Regions from separate parts of the Homo sapiens genome. Here region 2 is linked to region 1. Evidence: chromatin contacts called from ENCODE Hi-C data. All regions are on one chromosome and are shown on one strand. Each heading gives the region's core, a stretch centred on a gene start or an enhancer-like site at or near the end of the contact. The rest is flanking DNA. Distances are from core to core; before and after follow the strand shown. Region 1 holds the start of LRRK2 (leucine rich repeat kinase 2). Region 2 holds the start of SLC38A2 (solute carrier family 38 member 2).

What was found. A loop is a pair of places that touch in the nucleus more often than their neighbours do. Pooled maps may share reads with other maps.
Region 2: a loop to region 1 is called in a pooled map, with 24 times the contacts of the local background. The contact joins the promoter of SLC38A2 here to the promoter of LRRK2 in region 1. A Hi-C loop is called at or near these places in 2 of 37 single-sample maps with no recorded cell type and 3 of 50 pooled maps.

Annotation. Positions count from the first base shown.
Region 1 is chr12:40,223,695-40,226,436 of GRCh38, reverse strand. LRRK2 (leucine rich repeat kinase 2) reads right to left here and starts at 1,440. Exons shown (of 51, transcript NM_198578.4): 1 at 1,155-1,440; 2 at 797-882. The coding sequence starts at 1,305. LRRK2-DT (LRRK2 divergent transcript) reads left to right here and starts at 2,615. Exons shown (of 9, transcript NR_186757.1): 1 at 2,615-2,742. It overlaps LINC01779 (long intergenic non-protein coding RNA 1779), which reads left to right and starts at 1,534. Exons shown (of 1, transcript NR_186584.1): 1 at 1,534-2,742. RefSeq lists an enhancer at 27-116 and a silencer at 1,315-1,674.
Region 2 is chr12:46,371,345-46,374,488 of GRCh38, reverse strand. SLC38A2 (solute carrier family 38 member 2) reads left to right here and starts at 1,716. Exons shown (of 16, transcript NM_018976.5): 1 at 1,716-1,980; 2 at 3,110-3,144. SLC38A2-AS1 (SLC38A2 antisense RNA 1) reads right to left here and starts at 1,706. Exons shown (of 2, transcript NR_187299.1): 1 at 1,627-1,706; 2 at 711-1,176. RefSeq lists enhancers at 1,157-1,216, 1,897-1,976, 1,834-2,537, 2,227-2,556, 2,637-2,786 and silencers at 1,467-1,806, 2,007-2,206.

The DNA.
Region 1 (2,742 bases), core at 191-2,690:
AGTCCAATTCTCTTTCTCTGCATGAGTTAACATGCAGATGACAAAACTGATTTCAGTTCCCCAAATCTCTAAGTGCTCCGAAGGAAGTTATCACCTTGGCCTATAATTTTGTTTTGACTGTAAATCATTCTTAATTACCATTTTTAAGGCCCCCTTTAAAAAAAAATCCAAGATACATAGCAAATTTCTGGGTTTCCTATGGTACAGATTGTAAAAGTTTCACTTCTACATGCATTTTATATGACAACAGTTGCAAACTATGAGGGTCTCATAAGACATCACTTTCTTTAGATACTACAAGGTATACTACAACTAAAGGCTAGAAATCTTTGAATTTTAAAAAGTGCTGAACTCTACAAGAGTTTGCTAGTGACAAAGTTGCATTTTATCACTATTAATTATTCCCCTTTTCCAAACTATTCATAATCTTCTCATCTAGGACATGCTCTGTATTGGGAAGATACTTGGAATAGTCAAGTCTAAACACTAATGAATTCATCTTGCCAATAACGAGACTAAAACCGAACCCATTTTTATCCTCCTTCTACCACCATCCATACTGTTGGTTTTATAAAGTTACTTCTTAAAGACACTCAGGGAACACATACTGGGGCTCTTCATCCCGTTTACATTGCGTAATGATTTAACAATATTCCCATCTTAAAATCACAGTCAGAGGTTCCTCAAGCCAAATTTTGGGAATAACCAAGAACTCTCGGCTATATTAACATTGCCAGTAAAACGTCTCCTTCCAAACAGAAGGGAGAATGAGTTGAAGTGAAAACAATGCCTTTACCTGCTGCACACTCGCGACTCTCATATAGGAGTCCAAGACGATCAACAGAGGCACATGGATATTTTTGCCTTGAAATAACTTGGAGGCTGGAAAACAAGTGGGTGGGGAAAAGAAGCAAAGTCACAATCCACAGCACCCCCTCTCCTTTTTAGTCTGAAACGGGGAGAAAAGTCAAAAAGGTGAAGACCTTCCTGAAATTCTCAGCTGCTTTCTGCCCTAAGGAAAGGATATGGGAGTTTGCGGCTCCTTAAGAGTCCGGGTTTGAGCAGGGTCAAGGGGAGGAGGACAAAATTTGCAAATGTAAGGAGGGGGAGAAAGTTTGCAAAAATAAAAGCACAGTTTATTTTCAAGTGATTACCGCGCTCGGAGTACGTGAACACCAGCAGATCCTCCAGGATTTGGACCAGCGTTTCTATCTGTTTTCCTTCCTGGACATTGTTCAGCCTGACTATCAACTTCTTCAGAGTTTCCTCGTCCTCTTCGCACCCCTGACAGCTGCCACTAGCCATGGTGGCACCTGCTTCCAACCCGCCGCCCTCCCAGCATGAACGTCCGCTGCTCAGGGAACCGGCAGGGGCGCCGGCCACAGCTCCCCGGGGGCGAGCTCAGCTCACCGCCCGCAGCCAGCGCTCCCCGCGGGCCCCATCGGCGCCCACGCCCGCCTGTTTATGAGGAAGGAGGCAGCTCCCCGCCCCGCGTTGCCCTCCCTCTCCGGAGCCCTCCTGCTCGGCTTCCTCCTCCCCCACTCAGGCCCCAAAAACGAGCTCAGGGGCCTGCCAGAGGCTCCGCCGAGGCGACGGGCCGCGCAGAACTCTGGCGGCGGCCGTGGGGCTGCTGGAGCCGGGCCTGGCTGGGATGACCGTGACCGTGGCCCCCACGCACGCCTAGACCGGACCCCGGGCGGACGCCGCCTCCTGGGACCAGATTCCACCGCAGCGGCGGCGCGGCCGGGAGTCGCGCGGGAAGAAACTGACTCAGCGGACTCCGCTGAGTCCACAGGCCCGGAGCCCCGCAGCGGAGGCGCGCAGTGCGCAGCCCGGCCGGCCACCCTCCGCGACCCGCCAGCCGGGGATCCTGCGGCCCCACGGAAGGTCTGGGAACTGGGAGCAGGAAAAATGAAAGCCGCCTATCTCCAGATCTAAGAATAGAAATCAGGGCGCTGGGAAAAGAGGACACCGCCCAGATGGCCCCTTTTAGGAATACATTGTCTTTAGAGTTCCACCTATAGGGAGATGAGCAATTTTCCCCCAAAGGATGGAAAGAGGGGTTAGCCATCAAAACTGCCCCCGCTACTCTTTTTTATGATTTTTTGTGACTGTTAGTGGGAGAGGAAATAAACATTGTTTCCCTGTGAGTTATCTGAAGCTCTGGTCACCAAAAGGCCACTAAATTAACTTTTGGAAATTTGAGTTGCACTAGGCAGGATCCTGATACTTGGGACACCCGAAAAGTAATCAGCTCTCAGAGCTATTAGAGCTGAGACAAAGGACAGGGTACATGAAATGAAAGGTGAAAAGTTGAGAGAAGCAAACCTAAATACTCTTCTCTTGGTATTCAGAAATACTTATGAGTATGGGTGTCTATAACCCCAAAGTTTTTTGGTTTTGTCTTTTGATTGTTTGTTTGTTTGTTCTGTTAAGTACCTAAGTAATGTGTTTTTAGGAAAAGAAACCTAGCAAGAACATTGTAGACAAGGCTAGGCAAAGATGATCTATCCTTCAGGTGATGTGTCTGTCCTCAAGATCACTTACAAAGAAGAGGATTGGACTGGAAGTTACTACTTCACAATTTTAGTTTTGTTTTCACATCTGTTACTTCAATCCTGATGACAATTCTGAAATGGATACAACTACTACTATGTATCCTTCTTTCACTAGTGAGGAAATTGAGATTTGGAATTGAGAAGTGAAGAGCTTTGCTGGAGTCACACAGGTGGGAAGTTGAGA
Region 2 (3,144 bases), core at 467-2,966, 6.1 Mb before region 1:
TGTTATCAGTTGAAACCTAATATAAAGAAACTTCCTGGGACTCCTCTCTAACCTACCACTACCAAGATTGTTGTGACAAGAAGAGTTGATTGATTTTATTGGGGAATGTATGTGGAAGGAAGATAGTTTTTTCAGCCCTAATTGTGTGTCAAATTCCAAACCTGCCCTTGGGGAGTTCACAATCTTTGGGCAGATGATACTACAAATAGTCTGGAACGATTTTGAGTGCATGACAGCACGGATTTTTAAAAGTCCGTCACCATATTGTTTTAGAAAATAGTACCTGCAAAAAGAGGGCTGAGTACGGAGGGATTAAGGCATGCGGGGCGCTTTCCTGTGGCTCGAAGACTAAGCCTTGCATGACAGCGGCATTTAAGGGGATGAGAGGAGATTGGACACCAAAGCAAGAATGGCTATTATTTAAGACTGGCCTGAACAGAGTAGAAGGTTTGCGGTAGGGAAGACTGGCCTGAACAGAGTAGAAGGTTTGGGGTAGGGAACACAGGAGTGTGATGGGGGAAATCGGGACCTCGCTTGTCAATCATAAACACTGGTGCAGGCGAGGGCACCCGAAGCCTCACGTGCGGCGGAAATAGGCAGTTGTACGGATTTCCTCAGTAAAACATTGAAAGCAAAAACTGCGATCACACCCAGCCCTTTCCTCTATGCCCTGCCCAATTTCTCCCAAGTCCCCAAAAGGAAGAGAGCAGTAGGTCAAACTTGTTTATTCATTCATTCCATGAACATTTCTCTCTCCTAAGGGGTCTTTGTTTCCTGCAAGGGAGTGAGTCTTGCCTTTCCCGCAGCACCAATTTTTCCACAGCGAAGGGTCCCCCTAGTTGCCTGGCTCAGCAAGACCACACACATCACCATTGAAGGGAAAGGACCAGGCTCCGCAGAAAGCGCCTCAGACCCGCATTCAGACAAGGCAGTGCCTTTGCCCGGGGCGGCGGTGGTGGGATAAGAGAAGCAACGTGTCAGCGAGTGGAAAACTGGGGACTCCCAAACGGCCTTAGGAGCGCCGGGCTCCCCACTGGGGCCTCTTTCTAAGGGGCCTGGCTTGCTGGCCAAAAGGTAGCCTTTCCGCTAGTCCAGTTTCCATGGCCGTACAAAAAGCACATCCCGAAAAGGAGCTGCTCGCCGACCTCCGGCTAGTTTTGAAGAGTGAAAGCAGGTCTAGGTGGAAAAGAAAGAACAACAAACCATCAGGACAACCTTGCTGCCTTGGCCCAAGTTTGTGAGACAAAACTTCACTGTAAATCACAAAAATAACAATCAAGAAAGTGTTTGGTGGGAGGGTGGTGTCCCCCAAAAGCCTTGATGTGTCCCCCGAAAGCAAGGACTGCTGGTGACTCGGACAGGAGAAAATTTTAAGGAGATGGCTCCTCAAAGACAACCGCATGTGTTGAGCACCAACCCTGGCTGAAAAGGATAGGCAGGGGAAGCATCTGGGGGTCTTTCCAGACTATCTAGAAAGCTGGAGAGAGTGGGCTTGGGCTTTGCGGGAGAGTCTTGGGGGCGCCTGCGGGCGGGGCTGGGCCGCGGGCGCGGGCCGCAGAGGGAGGGGCAGGGAGGCGGGGCCTAGGTCTGGGCGGGTCGGAGGCGGGGCCCAGGTGGTGTTGATACACAAAGAGAAGGCGCCCGGGCGGCCGCGGTCCCGCCCACTGACGCGTCCCCGGGGTGCCGCTATAACCCGCCGCTCGCAGGGCTGCTCCACAGCCGCGCGACGCCGCCGCCTTAGAACGCCTTTCCAGTACTGCTAGCAGCAGCCCGACCACGCGTTACCGCACGCTCGCGCCTTTCCCTTGACACGGCGGACGCCGGAGGATTGGGGCGGCAATTTGTCTTTTCCTTTTTTATTAAAATTATTTTTCCTGCCTGTTGTTGGATTTGGGGAAATTTTTTGTTTGTTTTTTATGATTTGTATTTGACTGAGAGAAACCCACTGAAGACGTCTGCGTGAGAATAGAGACCACCGAGGTAACGCGTGCGGGGGGGCGTCTGTGGGAAGGGCGCGGGGCCCGGGCGAGAGTGGGGGAGGGGCTTCCGGGAGGGGCCGCGCGGGAAGGCGGCCGCGGGGTCCGTTTCCTTTCGAGGCGGGCGTTGTCGGTTGGGCTGGCCAGCCTTCCACCCTGGCCCGCCGCGCGGGTGTCGCGCCCGCGACGTGGGTAGGAGAGCGGGCGCTGGGCGGGGGCCGCGTGCCTGCACGGTGCGGAGCCGCATCTTCCCATTAGGGGGAGGGGAGCTAGCCCGGCCAGCGGCTCTGCTGCGGCAAGTCTTGTGACTGATTTGCATTTAATAAAAAAAAAAAATTAAGTCCAGGGAGCCAGGAATCTGGGGGCGGCGGAGGTGGGCTTGGGCATGTATTACAGGAGAGGCCAAGATTGGGGAAGACGAGTTGGGAACATTTGACAATCGACGATCGATATTGCATCAGTTTTCTTTCCGGACATAGGAGGGGCTGGGCGGGCGTAGCACTCGCGGGCCAGCTGCCTGTGGACGGGTGTGCTTGAGGGCACTGGCGCGCGTGTGTAAACAAACCCCCAGCTCCCGGGGCCCGGGCGTTCGCCCCCCTCGAGAGAGGAGTAGTGTCGGCCCTTTCCGCCTCCTGGGGAAGGCTGTCTGCGGCAGAGGCATTTCTCCGTGTGGGGACTCCGGGCAGTAAAGGACAGATTACGCAGCATTGCTGTTCCAAATGCTAGAAACGGAAAGCCGTGCGCCTAGGTTGCATGCACACGAGCCAGGGTCGGGGCTGGATGTGTGCCCTGAGTGCCTGTGCAAGTTTGGAGCGACTGGGAAAAAGCAAAACAGAACCCCCCCTCGCCCCCTCCACTCCGACGAGGGACAATAGAGAGGGTGAAATACTGAAATCTGCCGGAGTAGGGGGCCTCGACGGCCGCAACACAGCGGTGGCATCATCTTTGTTCTCCCCGCGGCTCCGCCGTCTGTACTTTTCCGCCCCTCGGCGCGCCCCCGCCCCTCGCGCGCGGCTGGTACTTTTCCACTCGCCTGGCCTGGGATGAATCAGCCGCGCTGCGCCTCCGGGCGGCGTCACGTGACCGCGGCGGGCTGGCGCTGCGGTCCTGACGCGCCGCCTCTACTTTCGCAGGCCGACTCGCGGGCCGCTGCACCCACCGCCAAGGA